Regions from separate parts of the Homo sapiens genome. Here region 2 is linked to region 1. The links are chromatin contacts, found by Hi-C or POLR2A ChIA-PET in ENCODE. All regions are on one chromosome and are shown on one strand. Each heading gives the region's core, a stretch centred on a gene start or an enhancer-like site at or near the end of the contact. The rest is flanking DNA. Distances are from core to core; before and after follow the strand shown. Region 1 holds the start of COQ10B (coenzyme Q10B). Region 2 overlaps PLCL1 (phospholipase C like 1 (inactive)).

What was found. A loop is a pair of places that touch in the nucleus more often than their neighbours do. ChIA-PET counts read pairs that join two places held with the same protein, here RNA polymerase II (POLR2A). Pooled maps may share reads with other maps.
Region 2: a pooled map shows a loop between it and region 1 (4-fold over the local background). The contact joins the enhancer-like site here to the promoter of COQ10B in region 1. A Hi-C loop is called at or near these places in 6 of 50 pooled maps. POLR2A ChIA-PET finds 5 or more read pairs at or near these places in 2 of 52 experiments (HEK293 and T-cell).

What each region holds. Positions count from the first base shown.
Region 1 is chr2:197,450,905-197,458,363 of GRCh38, reverse strand. It overlaps COQ10B (coenzyme Q10B), which reads right to left and starts at 4,812. Exons shown (of 5, transcript NM_025147.5): 1 at 4,700-4,812. The coding sequence starts at 4,803. RefSeq lists enhancers at 4,290-4,339, 4,540-4,589, 4,610-5,089, 4,534-5,150, 5,210-5,279 and 1 more.
Region 2 is chr2:197,836,590-197,844,057 of GRCh38, reverse strand. The region is part of intron 1 of PLCL1 (phospholipase C like 1 (inactive)); the gene reads right to left. Among named protein-coding and RNA genes, the nearest start is that of PLCL1, 36 kb to the right of the region's middle. Within about 2 kb of position 5,862, at least 5 of the 41 ENCODE cell types and tissues checked have a DNase peak (open chromatin) inside an H3K27ac peak, as active enhancers do.

The DNA of each region.
Region 1 (7,459 bases), core at 3,563-6,062:
ACAAGGAGTTAGCCATGCAAAGAGAGAAAAGAAGTGTGTACATATATAATAACTGTGTGTGTGCGTGTGTATGTATATACTAATACACATAGGCATTAGTAGCATTTAATACCTCATTCCATTTATTTATATATATGAATACATATACATATGTACATACATATATATGTAAATGGAGTGGATCGCACCACTGCACTCCAGCCTGGGCGACAGTGATTCTCCGTCTCAAAAGAAGAAAAAAAAAAAAGAAAAAGAAAATATGACCCCAAAGTGTAAAACACAACCCCAATTAGAGAGAGACAAATTTGGGCTCTATAATACAATGAAGAACTTTAGAGCTGTTTATAAAAATTGAACACACTTATTACAGAGAAAATGAAACAGAGGTCAGTGAATTTGCTTAAGGTAAATACTACATGACTATCTGTTAAAATGTAATGGAGGCCGGGTGCGGTGGCTCACGCCTGTAATTTCAGCACTTTGGGAGGCTGAGGTAGGCGGATCAACTGAGGTCAGGAGTTCAAGACCAGCCTGGCCAACATGGCGAAACCCTGCCTTTACTAAAAATACAAAAATTAGCCGGGTGTGGTGGCACGTGCCTGTAATCCCAGCTACTCGGGAGGCTGAGGCAGGGAAAATGCTTGAACCTGGGACGCGGAGGTTGCAGTGAGCCGAGACGGCACCATTGCACTCCAGCCTGGGCAACAGAGCAAGACTCCCCGTCTCAAAAAAAAAAAAAAGTAATTGAAAAGACACATAAACTGTATATGGGTAAACTTATTAGGACCTTTTAAGATTTTAAGATTCCTATATATTCAGCTATAAATAACACTTCATGAATGAAAATATAAAAAAGCAAGATGGCTTTGTGAATTCTAAATTTTCTGGGACATCACAAGTAGTAGTTGATTTTATAATAGTGGTAAGAGCATAATTCTATGTTTCGATACATACAATGCATAGTGATCACATCAGGGTAATTAACACATCCATCATCTCAAACATTCAACATTTATTTGCACTAGGAACATTCAATATACTCTTTCTACCTATTTGAAACTATATATTATTGCTAACTATAGTCATCCTACAGTGGTATAGAAGACGGATCCCCAACGCCCAGGCCATGGACTGGTACCTGTCCGTGGCCTGTTAGGAACCAGGCTGCACAGCAGGAGGTGAGTATTACCGCCTGAGTTCTGCCTCCTGTCAGATCAGCGGTGGCATCAGATTCTCATAGGAGCCAGAACTCTATTGTGAACTGCACATGCGAGGAATCTAGGTTGTTTGCTCCTTATGAGAATCTAACTAATGCCTGATGATCTGAGGTGCAACAGTTTCATCCTGAAGCCATCCCCCACCCCACCACCCCCATTTGTAGAGAAACTGTCTTCCACAAAACTGTTCTCTGGTGCCAAAAAGGTTGGGAAATCGCGGGTACAGACCATTAGAAATGTATTCCTCCTATCTAGCATTAATTTTGTATCCTTCAACAAATCTCTCCCTATCCCTTCCTTTCTCCCAGCTTTCCCAATCTTTAGTATCCTCTGTTCTAAGATCAATTTTTTTTTAATTTATTTTTTACTTATTTATTTTTTTGAGATGGAGTCTTGCTCTATCACCCAGGCTCGAGTGCAGTGGTGTGATCTAGGCTCACTGCAAGCTCTGCCTCCCGGGTTCACGCCATTCTCCTGCCTCAGCCTCCCGAGTAGCTGGGACTACAGGTGCCCGCCACCACGCCCTGCTAATTTTTTTGTATTTTTAGTTGAGATGGGGTTTCACTGTGTTAGCCAGGATGGTCTCGATCTCCTGACCTTGTGATCCGCCCACCTCAGCCTCCCAAAGTGCTGGGATTACAAGCGTGAGCCACTGCGCCCAGCAAGATCAACTTTTTTTTTTTTGAGATGGAGTCTCGCTCTGCCGCCAGGCTGGAGTGCAGCGGTGCTATCTCGGCTCACTGCAACCTCTGCCTTCCAGTTCAAGCGATTCTCCTGCCTCAGCCTCCCGAGTAGCTGGCACTACAGGCGCCCGCCACCACACCCAGGTAATTTTTGTATTTTTAGTAGAGATGGGGGTTTCACCATGTTGGCCAGGATGGTCTTGATCTCTTGACCTTGTGATCCGCCCACCTTGGCCTCCCAAAGTGCTGGGATTACAGGCATAAGCCACCGTGCCTGGCCAAGATCAACTTTTTTTAGCTTCCACATATGAGAGAGGACTCGTCATGTGTAACTTTCTGTTCCTGGCTTATTTCATTTAACATAATGCCCTCCAAGTCCATCCACGTTGCTGCAAATGACAGAATTTCATTCTTTTTTATGGCTGAATAGTATTCCCATCGTGTATTAATATATACACCACATTTTCTTTATCCATTCTTCTGTTTTATTGTTGTTGTTGTGTTTGAGTCAGGGTCTCACTCCATCACCCACGCTGGAGTGCAGTGGTATAGTCATGACACACCGCAGCCTCCACTGCCTGGGCTCAGGTGATTCTCCCACCCCAAGTCCCAATGAGCTGGGACCACAGGCATGCGCCACCAAGCCCTGCCAATTTTTTACTTATTTGTAGAAACAAGGTCTTGCTATGTTGCCCAAGCTGGTCTCAAACTCCTGATTTCAAGTGATCCTCCTGCCTCAGCCTCCCAAAGTGTTGGGATTACAGGTGTGAGTCACTGTGTCCGGCCTTGTTTATTTTTTGAGACAGGGTCTGGTTCTGTTGCCCAGGAATGAGTGCAGTGGCCCAAACAAGGCTCACTGCAGCCTCAACCTCCTGGGTTCAAGTGATCCTCCCATCTCAGCCTCCTGAGCAGCTAGAACCACAAGCTTGCACTAACACATAGCCAGCTAATTTTTCTGTATATGTGTATGTGTATACACACACACACATTTTTTTTTCTTTTTTTTGGTAGAGACAAGGTTTTGCCATGTTGTCCACGCTGGTTTCATGAGCTCAGGCAATCCTCCCGCCTCAGCCTCCCAAAGTGTTGGAATTACAGGCATAAGCCACTGCGCCCAGTACCATTCATCTGTTGTTGGACACCTACGTTGATTCTGTATCTTAACTACTGTGAACAGTGCTGAAACCTTTACTTGAAAAAAGATGAGACCTTTGCTTCTAAAGAGGTGAATTGGGTATCTGGTTGACTTTTTACTATATATAAAGGTTCATGTATTTACTGGGAGGCAATACATGAACCTTTGTACCAGGTTCATGTATTGCCTCCCAGCCTACCCAAAAAAATACCCTTACACAATCTGATTACAAGCCTAAGGAAAACACCAGTGTTTAAAGCAAACTAACAGGACATTTTCTGATCAATCTGCATGCTATAGTTACAGTGGCCTGGACAGCACATCTATTTTCATGCACTGCCAGGAATACTATGTCTTAAACTACGATATGAAGATACACACATTCATATATACAGTTAAACCATGAAATGAATACTGGACAACTGGACCACATGGAGAACAGCTTTTTTGTCACTCGTCTTCCAGTACCACTCTCTCATATACTTAAGTATAATAAAGGTCAGAATCTGATGCTTAACATTGGAAATGAACGCAAACTGCCGCCCTCATTATCATAAACAGTATTTATCTTGGAACTGAAGCCTCAATTTGATCATTAAAGCAACTGTATTTTTCTCAAAAGTAAGTGTTATTTGCAAGACAACATTTTATAAGAGTAATACAAACAGATCTCAAGTATGATGGCGTTATTCTGCTTGAAACTACTTTTTGAGGTTATTTCCTAAAGCAGGAGTAATTTTATGATTTTGTTTGTCTCATCCAACATTTGTCTAAAGGGATTTGGATTTGGTAAGGTTGTTGGTGTTTTTAAAAATTCTTCATTGAATCTTTTTTTAAAAAAATTATTTCCTTGTTTCCAGTAGGGTCGGATCTTCATTTAATCTAAATGTCCTGGGGCTCAACTAGATTTGTGTTTTCTCTCCCCACCTCGTATTTTGTACACCTGAATTCATTTTAAACACACTAACTTTAATTTTCAAGAATATTACAATGTTATTAGTAAAAGGAAACTAAGTCGTACAAGTATGGTATCCGTGTCCCGACCTCCATCTCCACCCCCACCTACCAAAAAATGAACCAACCAGGAAAATCGAAAGCTGACTATGCTTCAAGGTTACAGGACCTGTAAGTTACAGCAGAGTGAAAAAATCCAAGTCCCTTATGCTGGCTGTATTTAGTTTTGTAAACACTAAATGGCGAGGGCAAAGCACTCTTTCAGAAATTGGGAAAACGCATCTGACCATCTGGCAGGTAGAAGGAACCGGAGAAGGGGGCTCACCGCCAAACACAAACTCCCATACAGCCAGCAGCCGGCAACCCTTCTGCGCAAAGTTAAAACTTTCCAACAGCAGTAGCAACAAGCCATAGGGGAGGAGACCGGAAGAGCCCAAAGGCACCAATGGCCAAATTGCTTCCAAAGTCGCTTCGCCGATGATTCACCGCCTCTCACGAGGCAAACGAGCCACGAACACAGCCTTGGGCCCAAGGTGATGCGCGCCGCTCTTGAGTCCCTCAGATGCCAAACGCAAAAAAAAGCCTTCTCCTCTAAAGACACGGAAATGCACCGAGTCCGGCTCTGCCTCACCCCCAAATCCTTCCGGTCCCCCAACTCGGCAGCCAAAATCGAAAACTACTCTCGTCTCAGCGCCCCCGCTGTTGATTACCTGCCATTCCGCACGGGCGCCTGCGCCCCGGCCGCTGTCGCCGACTTCGGACGGCATCCCGAGACTACCCTTCTCAAGGCCGTATGACCAGTCCGAGCTGCCATGATAGACTCTCCGAAGCCGGTCGTCACCTCCCGGACCAGCCCTGCAGCACCGCCCTCCTCTGGTCGGGCCCGGAGCCCGGCTCCGGTCTCTTCCAGCCAATGGACTGGCCGCCTGCGCAGCCTGACACGCCCCTTCTTCCCTTCCGGGTTGCACGTCGCTGACACACGCTGACCGTAAACGTTCCCGTCAGCCTGTCGGCCAATCGGAGCTGCGGGCCCGCCAGGACACACCTCTCTCTCCTGACCGACCAATCGCTTTTCCCGTGCGCTCGCGCAATTTGCGTAATACTCAGTGACTGCTCAGTCCACGCCCCGCGCAGGAGCTGTTCCTGGATTAACCAACTGCCTGGTTCTCCTGGGGTCCGCTTCCGGGAGGCTAGTCAGTGAGCCCCACCCCCCCGGGGGCTGCGGGAAGCCCCAGGGCTTGAGTGTTAATTCTGTAACTGTCCGAACCCGTGAGTGCGGAGCCAGACAGGCCACCACTCCTGGCTGCGAAGCCTGGCTGTCAGCGTCCTGCTTGTTAATGATTGTCTAATACAATGCCTGCCTTGCCTATCTCACGGGGTAATTGTGAGGGCAACATAAGGTCCTGTCATTAGGAAAGACTCAGTTATCCAGCAGCAGTTCCGTCTGCCTTCTTCCTGCGTGTCCCACATTTTAATTGGTGTTCTCGTATGATTTGGGTTTCCCTTATTCCATACTAATCAGACGACTTCGCTTTGATTTACTTGTTTTGGTGATCAGTCATCAAGTCCAGACTTCTTGTTCCCTCAGTTTGTTTTCAGGTCTTTACTTAAGGTTTGTGCACCAATAGTTTTCCTGCAAACTGTAAAGTGAGGATGACAATACTACCTATTTAATATAGTTTGGGTGTAAATGAGATTGTTGATTAAATGTAGTCAGATATTTGTGTGGCACCTACTAGATGCTGGAGAAGTGAGCAAAAGTCTTCACTGTCACAGAGCTTATATCCTAGTGGGGGAAAGAAACCAATTAGTATATAGTGCAATGGCAGCTTGTTATATGTCCCATAGACTAAACAGTACAGCAGGGTAAGGAGATGAAGAGGGAGGAATATGGTAGGGTGCTGTTTTATATAGGGTGGTTAGGAGGGGCTCTAAGAGGATGACACTGAACAAAGGCCTAAAATGAAGTGAGGAAGTGAACTCTGATTACTTGGGAGAAAATGGGCCGGGCGCGGTGGCTCACGCCTGTAATCCCAGCACTTTGGGAGGCCGAGGCGGGCGGATCACGAGGTCAGGAGATCGAGACCATCCTGGCTAACACGGTGAAACCCCGTCTCTACTAAAAATACAAAAAATTAGCCGGGCGAGGTGGCGGGCGCCTGTAGTCCCAGCTACTCAGGAGGCTGAGGCAGGAGAATGGCGTGAACCCCAGGGGGCGGAGCCTGCAGTGAGCCGAGATTGCGCCACTGCACTCCAGCCTGGGCGACAGCGAGACTCCGTCTCAAAAAAAAAAAAAAAAAAAAAAAAAGAAAAAAGAAAAAGAAAATGACTTTCAGGTGTATGGAACAGCAAGTGCAGAGGCCCCAGGCAGGAACAATCTTGGCATGCTTTAGGAAGAGCAAGGAGTTTGGAGCACAGTGAGAGGAGGAAAGTGGTAGGAAATAAGGTCAGCGAGGTAGGCAGAGCTTAGTGCCACGGAAGCCATAGTATGCTACCAATTTTTTATTGTATTCTAAGCGTGAAGGAAAGCCATTAGAGTTTGAGTGCAGAACAGTTACTTGATCTGATTTACATTTAAAGCAATATTCCAGCTGTTGTGCCTATGATTATTTTCTCCTCTTGCTTGGTTTATTGCAGTCACCCCTTACTAGATACATTGAAATCATCAGCTACAAGGTTTGTCAAACATTTTGCAGTACAACACATGATGTACTTGTAGATTGAGGTGGTTCTGTAGCTGCATGGACAATTCTGTATCAACTACTTTCAAATACACAATCCTTGTATGTCCGGAATTGGTGGGTTCTTGGTCTTGCTGACTTCAAGAATGAAGCCACGGACCCTCACTTGTGAGTGTTACAGTTTTTAAAGATGGTGTGTCCCAAGTTCACTCCTTCTGACTTTCAGACGTGTCTGGAGTTTCTTCCTTCTGGTGGGTTTGTGGTCTCACTGACTTCAGGAGTGAAGCTGCAGACCTTTGCAGCATTACAGCTCTTAAAGGCAGCGCATCTGGAGTTGTTTATCCCTCCCGGTGGGTTTGTGGTCTCCCAGGCTTCAGGAGTGAAGCTGCAGACCTTCGTGGTGACTCTTACAGGTCTTAAAGGTGGCACAGACTCAATGAGTGAGCAGCAGCAAGATTTATTGCAAAGAGCAAAAGAACAAACCTTCCACAACATGCAAGGTGAACCCAGAGAGTTGCTGCTGCTAGCTCAGGCAGCCTGCTTTTATTCCCTTAGCGGACCCCACCCACAGCCTGCTGATTGGTCCATTTTACAGAGAGCTGATTGGTCCGTTTTCACAGGGTTCTGAGTGGTGCGTTTACAAACCTTGAGCTAGACACAGAGTGCTAATTGGTGCATTTACAATCCTTTAGCTAGACACAAAGTGCTGATTGGTGCGTTTACAAACCTTTAGCTAGACAGAAAAGTTCTCCAAGTCCCCACCCATCCCGGAAGTCCAGCCGGCTTCAC
Region 2 (7,468 bases), core at 4,613-7,112, 380 kb before region 1:
CAGAAAATGTGTACTTCTTCAACAAAACCCATGGGTTAATTTCTAATTGCATAAAACTTGATATGTGACAAAATAATAGCACAACCAATACATGTTCCCTCAAAATGAGTAAAATAATTATTAAATATGGTGCCGCACTGCCTGGTAAAAAGATGAAAAACCTGATTCAGAAATCCATGATTAATGTTAGCATTATCTGTGAAACTAGACAAGTCAAAAATGTTCCTTGGTTCTGTTTCAACTATTTGCAATAAGAGTAAGTTTCTATATTCTTCACCAGACCTACTAAAATTGTTCCTTCCCCTTTCAGATCTAGGGAATCTTTCAATTTGGAAGTATGTAAAGTTTTGGGAAGGACAACCAAATGGAAGCAGAGTAGTAGCAGAGCCTGGGATGGATACTTCCTCCATTATCCATCTTGACCTTTAAGTCAAAAGTGAGTTCAGGATACTCCATTTGTGTTCATGCCAACTGTTTGAGATTTTCCTTGTGGATTCTCATCATGCTTCCATTGTGATCAACAAAATTGGATAATTAAGAATTATTTCTACCTTGGAAGAGCTAACAATATAGAAGGAAGAAGAACACATGTACTCATACCCAATAATACCTGTCCTCACACAGGGAATATCTAAAGTGATATGGTAATCTATAAAGAGAAGATATGTGGAATAAAAATATAAGTTTTCTTTTAATTAGTGATTAATCTGAACCTTGAGGGATGTATAGAATCACACATGAAGAATGTAAAGCAGGAGGGGAAAATATGTGGCAAACGCTGGGCAATGCCCCACTAATGCATGGTCCTTCCATCTTCCATACCCATGATGGTCATTACTAGTCGATCATTGCAATCTCTTGCTGACCTGGTTTTGAGCATCAGAATCCTTCTCAACATAGACCTACTCATTGCCACAATGAGCAGAACAGTCATATAAGATGAAATCTATTTGCCATCCCTGGTGTAAGATAAAACACACAGATGAATAAAGAAATATGAGAAAAGTAAACAGTACAGTTTGGCAGGAGAGGCTATAAAGGAGTAACAGAATACAAATATGAAAATTTACATTAAAGCCAGGTCATGGAGTGCTAGAGTGACCTGAATGCATTAACAAATTTGGATTCTTTCCTATTCCTTACTGCCTAGCAAATGAGGCTCAGTGTTAAATATCACTCTGTGCATGTATGTGAAATGAAAAGGTTCTACCTTATAACTTTCTCCATCAAGGGAGAGAAATACAGTTGAGACAGTATACGACAGAGGTTGACAAGGCAGATGTGGCATAAGGACAAGAGATAAGAACAATTTTAGGTGCTGGTAATAGCCTTGTTGATAGAGTTGATTGTGGATCTGAGAAAGGAATCAAGGGAGCTAATGGGTTAGAATATGGGTGTTGAGAAATCAGAAACCACAAAAAAGGTTAAGTACAGGTTCAGTAAGAGTGAGTGAAGAGAAAACAGAATTATGATGAACAGACAAATGAGATAAGAGAGATTCAAAGTTCTCAATTTTGAAGCTGGAACATTAGTTCCCAGAGATTATATGACCCTTTGAGAGACAGTGTTTAGAGGTGCTGATGGGGGATGGCAATTTTGAGGAATAAGATCGTGAATAAGAATAATAAAACTAAAGAGTGTGAGAGAGTCCTGGAGGTCAGTGGAAAACATTAATGTGGATGAGAAAAGTCAGAATGTCAGCTGTCCACCAGCCTCCAGAGAAGAGTAGGGTTCCCAGAGATGGCACTGGAACAAGAGTTTAAAGCTTTAGAAGGAGGCATCAAGGAGAAGTGTGCTCAACCTTTCTCCTCAAAACTGGAATGAGGGGTAGGAGAATAAACAACACTATTGAAAGATCATGTAAGGGGCAGGTAGGCTATGGTTATAGGGAAAGATAGGAGGAATGATAAAGAAAAAGGCAAGAATGTAGGGGAGTTTTGACACAAAATTTAACAGGCATTCCTAATGGGCAATCTTAGATCCTATGAGGCCAAACAAATCTGGACTTACTGAAGGCTTCATTTTTTCCCCCAGCTATTTTTTAAAACATAGGCTAAAACCTTCTGAGCAGTTTTTACCTAGAACAAGAATAGAGAAGGGAAGATCTTCCCTACATGTCTTCAATAAAACTAAGCTAATACATATAGCAATAGACCACTTAATTTCCAATCAATTGCAAGGGTCTCAGTTCTTAAAGGCATCACATCATTTCTGCTTCATTTTTCTTTCTTCAAATCCGCAAGTATTTACAGAACATCAGAAGTTACCTTGACATTTCTTACAAAACTAAACATGTCCTTACCATTTGATTCAGCAATTATACTTCTTGATATTTACCCAAATGAGTTAAAAACTACATTCACACAGAAGCCTACACACAAATGTTTATAGCAGTTTCATGCATAATTGCCAAAACTCAGAAGTAACCAAGATGTCCTTCAATAAGTGAATAAACAAACAAACTGTGGTACATCCATACAATGGAATATTATTCAGTGTCAAAAAGAAATGAGCTATCAAGCCACAAAAAGACATGGAGGAACTTTAAATGCACATTGCTAAGTGAAAGAAGCCAGTATGAAAACACTATACATAGTTGAGTCCAACTATATGACATTCTGAAAAAGGCAAAACTATGGAAACAGTGAAAAGACTAGTGGTTGTCAGGGGTTTGGAAGAGGGTGACAGGCAAAGCACAGGAGATTTTCAGGACGGTGCCACTACTCTGTATGGTGCTATAATGATAGATACATATTATTATACACTTGTCAAAACCCACAGAATGGACAACACAAAGGGTGAACCCTGATTTAAACTATGAATCTCTACCTATGGGTTCATGAAGAAAAAAAATAAAAAATAACTATGGGTCTCAATATATTGATATTGGCTTATCAAAGTAACAAATGTATCACACTAATGCAAGACATTAATTATAGGGGAAACTGCGGTGGGTTGGATATGAGGAGTATATGGGAATTCTCTGTACTTTCTGCTCAAATTTTCTGTAAATCTAAAACTTCTCTAAAAAGTAAAGTTTATGAACTTAAAAAAAAGTTAGCCCTGAAGTGTTGAAGAAATTTAACTACTTTCCAGGACTTTATTTCTGACTTACACCAAATTTTGAAATGTACTTCTATAGTCATAGGTAGCAGCTTTTTCCATGATCTTCCACTAGAAGATTAGTTGCATTCTGTTGTTTACTCACATGGCAAAGAAGTAGGCCATCTCCCTCAACTGATAAAACCAAACAAAGGGGACTATAAAGGAAGCTAGGGTGCTATGGTCCATTCGGCTTCCACGTATGAGGATCATTGGGCCACACATCAGCTTAAGAGTTGCACCCAGATCATGGCATCTGCCCTGCCCTTCCTTACTATGCATTCATTTTAGGAGCATTTATTCCTCCTATTTCTAAAGAAGATTATGCTGAGAGTAGGATTTGCCCTTTCATCAGGACTTATTTGAAATAAAATGGACCAGTTTGAGTCGTGCCAAAATGCCTTACCCACCCTCAGTCTCCCCACAACACACAAAGCGAAGTAGCTTGAAAGGGTGAGCTTCTGATGATGAAATGGAGAAGTTAGTGAACAAGCCTACATAAAAATTCAGGTTTGAAAACACATTTTTTCTCACGTATGTTTTATGTAGGCAGATTTCTAAAACTGACAATATTAAAATTATTTTCTCACCGAGAGGCATGCTATCTGCATTTTAATCAACCGATGAAGTTTTACAAAATCTCTAATGATGAAGTGCCTTCCTGACCAGACAGGGGAAAAGTAAATTGGGTGCAAAAGAGCTTCCATAGAAGGTGAAACAAACTCTTTTTAATTCATCTCAAAGCTTCAAGCTCTGTTTCAGAAATGCTGCCAAGTTTCAGGGTGAAATAAGGAAATTTCCCTTTCCCTCTAGCCAACTATTTCATTTACCCTTCTTAAGATACACTCTTTCCTTAGAAACATAGAATCTTTTATATTTAGAGATGACCTTGCACTTCCTACTATAATACTTGGTAGACAAGAGAATAGTCTTCCACTGCCAGGTTTTAAACAGTTCTTGTAGAGAAGAAAAATAAATTGAGCCAGAGTTACTGCTTACATTTATTTTCCTAGAATTCATCTCTAATGGGTATTTCTAGCTCACTCTCCAAAGATTAAAACCACAAAAGAAATGAAAAGGAAGCTTTAGAACATACTAATGCAGTTTTTAAAAAAGTAATAATAATATATGTGGGTTTGGCTAATGGGAAGCAAAAAATAAAAATCATATATGGATAATTTTGCTGAATAGTCTAATGGTCTTAAAGACTCTCTGGAGATATGAAATATGAAACCTGTTTCTTCTAACAACATTTTACTTGATCATGGACTGCATTCTTGAATTGAATATTAAGGTGGCTTGTTAGAATTATTATTTAGAAGAGGGGTCCCCAATCCCATGGCTACGGACCGGTGTCAGTCTGTGGCCCATCAGAAACTGCACGGCACAGCAGAAGGTGAGCTGCAGGTGAGCAACTGAGCATTAACAACTGAGCTCCACCTCCTGTCAGACCAGTGGCAGCATTAGATTCTCACAGGAGCTCGAATCTTATTGTGAACTGCACATGTGAGGGACCTAGGTTGCATGCCCCTTATGAGAAAATAACTAACGCCTGATGATCTGAAGTGGAAATTTCATCCTGAAACAATCCCCCCTTCCCTTGGAAAAATAGTCTTCCATGCAACCAGTCCCTGATGCTGAAAAGGTTGGGGACTGCTGATTTAGAGCATACATTTGTTTGACATAAACTGATTCCAGACTATTTCTAAAGGTTGTTTTCAAAGATTTTTGTAAAGGTACCCTGTTCAGATTTGACAGGGAGATATCAAATAGCAAAATCTTGTGTTAGTGAAATGTTTTTCTTTTTAAATATTTAGGGTAGTGTTGAGAATAACTGCTTTTCAAAAATAGATGTAAGAAGAAATAATGTGGTATTAAATTCTTCTTTTGTAAAAGTTGACAACGGCATGAAAGATTCAAAAACTGAACAGAGCAGATATATAAGGCAATACTTTTCCATTGAATAGTATTCAACATAAATGCATATGCACCAAAACAGTGTAAAAATTTCACAATTTTACTCATTGTCATATTTCTAAGATAAAGCAGGTTCCTAACAGAATTCTTAACAGTGATCTCTTTAGATAAATCAGAGAGAAAATTACAACTGAACCACTGATTCTACTGTGGGTCAGGATGGTGACCAGCTCTGGCTCATGGGCTTGACACATCCAGGCAGAACTAAGTCAGTTTTTCTGCAAATTCCCATCTCTTCCCCTGTGAAACGGGAAGTGTATCGAGGAGCTCCATTGCCACTCACCCTCTTAAAGTCAAATTTCAATCCTTTGTGATATATGTGTTTATATTTCCTTTGATTAGTGTCTCCAGAATGGTATAGAAATACCTAGCATACATGGAAAGCTATTAAAACTTTTTCAATTCATGATTTTTTTTCTAAAAGAAACTGAAAGCATACCGCATGTTATGTTCTTTGTGATCCAGTACTTTTCAAGTTAAAACATCATTCATTTCCTGAAAAATCCCAGCCTTAGTCTTCTCCAACACTAAAACTGAGGAAATCATAGCTGTCTAAATTTTTCTGCCACTACAGAGTAAAACTGAGATATTACTAAGAAAAGCATTTAGAACTCTTATGATTCATTAGTTGGTTAAGTGTTTTTCTTTGGAGAAGCTAAATGCTCTTCGAAAGCAGAATTACATGGGCCCTCCCATCTAAGTGAGGAAAGCATAAGGCAGTTTATAACACTCGACCTCTTGACATAGCCAAAGGGAAACTGAAACTCTAAAAGATGATTAGCTAGCATCACTAGAAATAACAGAACTCAAACAAACTGAGCTCCCAGGCGAGAGCTTCCTGAGAAACATGCCGCTCCCTTCAAGCCGAGAGCAAATGCTAGATATTTTCATCTTTAGCTTAACCTATCAATTTCAGCTGCTGAGGAAAGAAACTTTATACACCACATACAAATTTTAGAATGTAAAAATTATTAAACACACAGCTGAATTCAATATAGGAATGACTATTTGTTCTTTGAAAAAAAAATCACAGTTTATAGCAATCTTTGAAAAATGTAATTGGAAAAAAGGAGCCCCCAATTTCAAACAAATGCTGCTGTTTCGCTTCCCTGGTGATGCTAAATTGCATAATATTCTAACTGGATGCATATCTTCTTCTACTTTCAATATGCACCAAATGATTCCTATGATAATTAAGGATTAACATAGCTTTTGTAATAAAATCCCAAAATTTTTCCAGAAACCTAATTTTAGTTAACAATTTTACACACTAACTTTGTGCACTGAAACCAATCCACTCACTTAGTTGATTCAGTGGGTCACCCGCCAGTCATAACTAGATGCCTTTCTACAGGCCTGGCCCAATCCCGGCTCTCCATCCTTCATCCTTCAGTTCCCATCCTTAGCTTAGCCAAGTTGGATTTTTGATATCTATCTTCTCTGGAGAAAGTGGTGAAGATATATGACCTGAAGTCAGCTGATCTTGAGGCGCAATTCTAACATACTCCTGATGTCCTTCTTCCTTTAAGAAGCCACTGATTTCAAGAAAACGGCTAAGCAGACAGAGACCACAGAAAGAGGTAGCAACTGAAAACTATTGTCAAACTTGATTATTTTGTAGAATATTTAAAATATACTTACTATTTAGGGAGCAAAGTTTACAAATTGTACCAACATCTGCTTTTATCATTAATGCATATAAAACCCTTTATGTTGGATAGCATGCCAGTCTTTTGTCCTGAGATCCAGAGTCTCATTTAAATTAGGATATCCCATCTTCACCTCAAAGCCTAACTCGTCATTAGTCTCACAAACCCCATGACTCTGACCTTCTGAACCGCAACCTTAAACTTTAATGCACAAGTGGCCTCCCTTTCCAAGGAGACTCTAAATTCTTTCAGGGAAGAAATCATGATTTAGATTTTTTTTAATCTCTCACAAAAACTGATACTTAATACTTGACAGAATCTGCTCAATAAAGCCAGGCACAGTGGCTCATACCTATAATCCCAGCACTTTGGGAGGCCAAGGCAGGAGGATCACTTGAGTTTAGGAGTTCAACACCAGCCCGGGCAACACAGCAAGACTTCCATCTCAACAAAAACAACTTTAAAAAAATAAGCTATCTGTGGTAGACTGTGCCTGTAGGAGGATCCCTTAAGCTTAGGCAGTCCAGGCAACAGTGAGCCATGATCATGTCACTGCACTCCAGCCTGAGCAACAGAGAACCCATCTCTAAAAAAAGAGAAATTGCCCAGTAAATATTTTTCAATCAATACATTGGAAATAGTAAAATATGTAACTTAACAATATAGGAATTTCATTAATTTGCATAACTTGATTATTTGGGTAGTTTAAATACTCTTTGACTCCTGGAATACAGAAGACC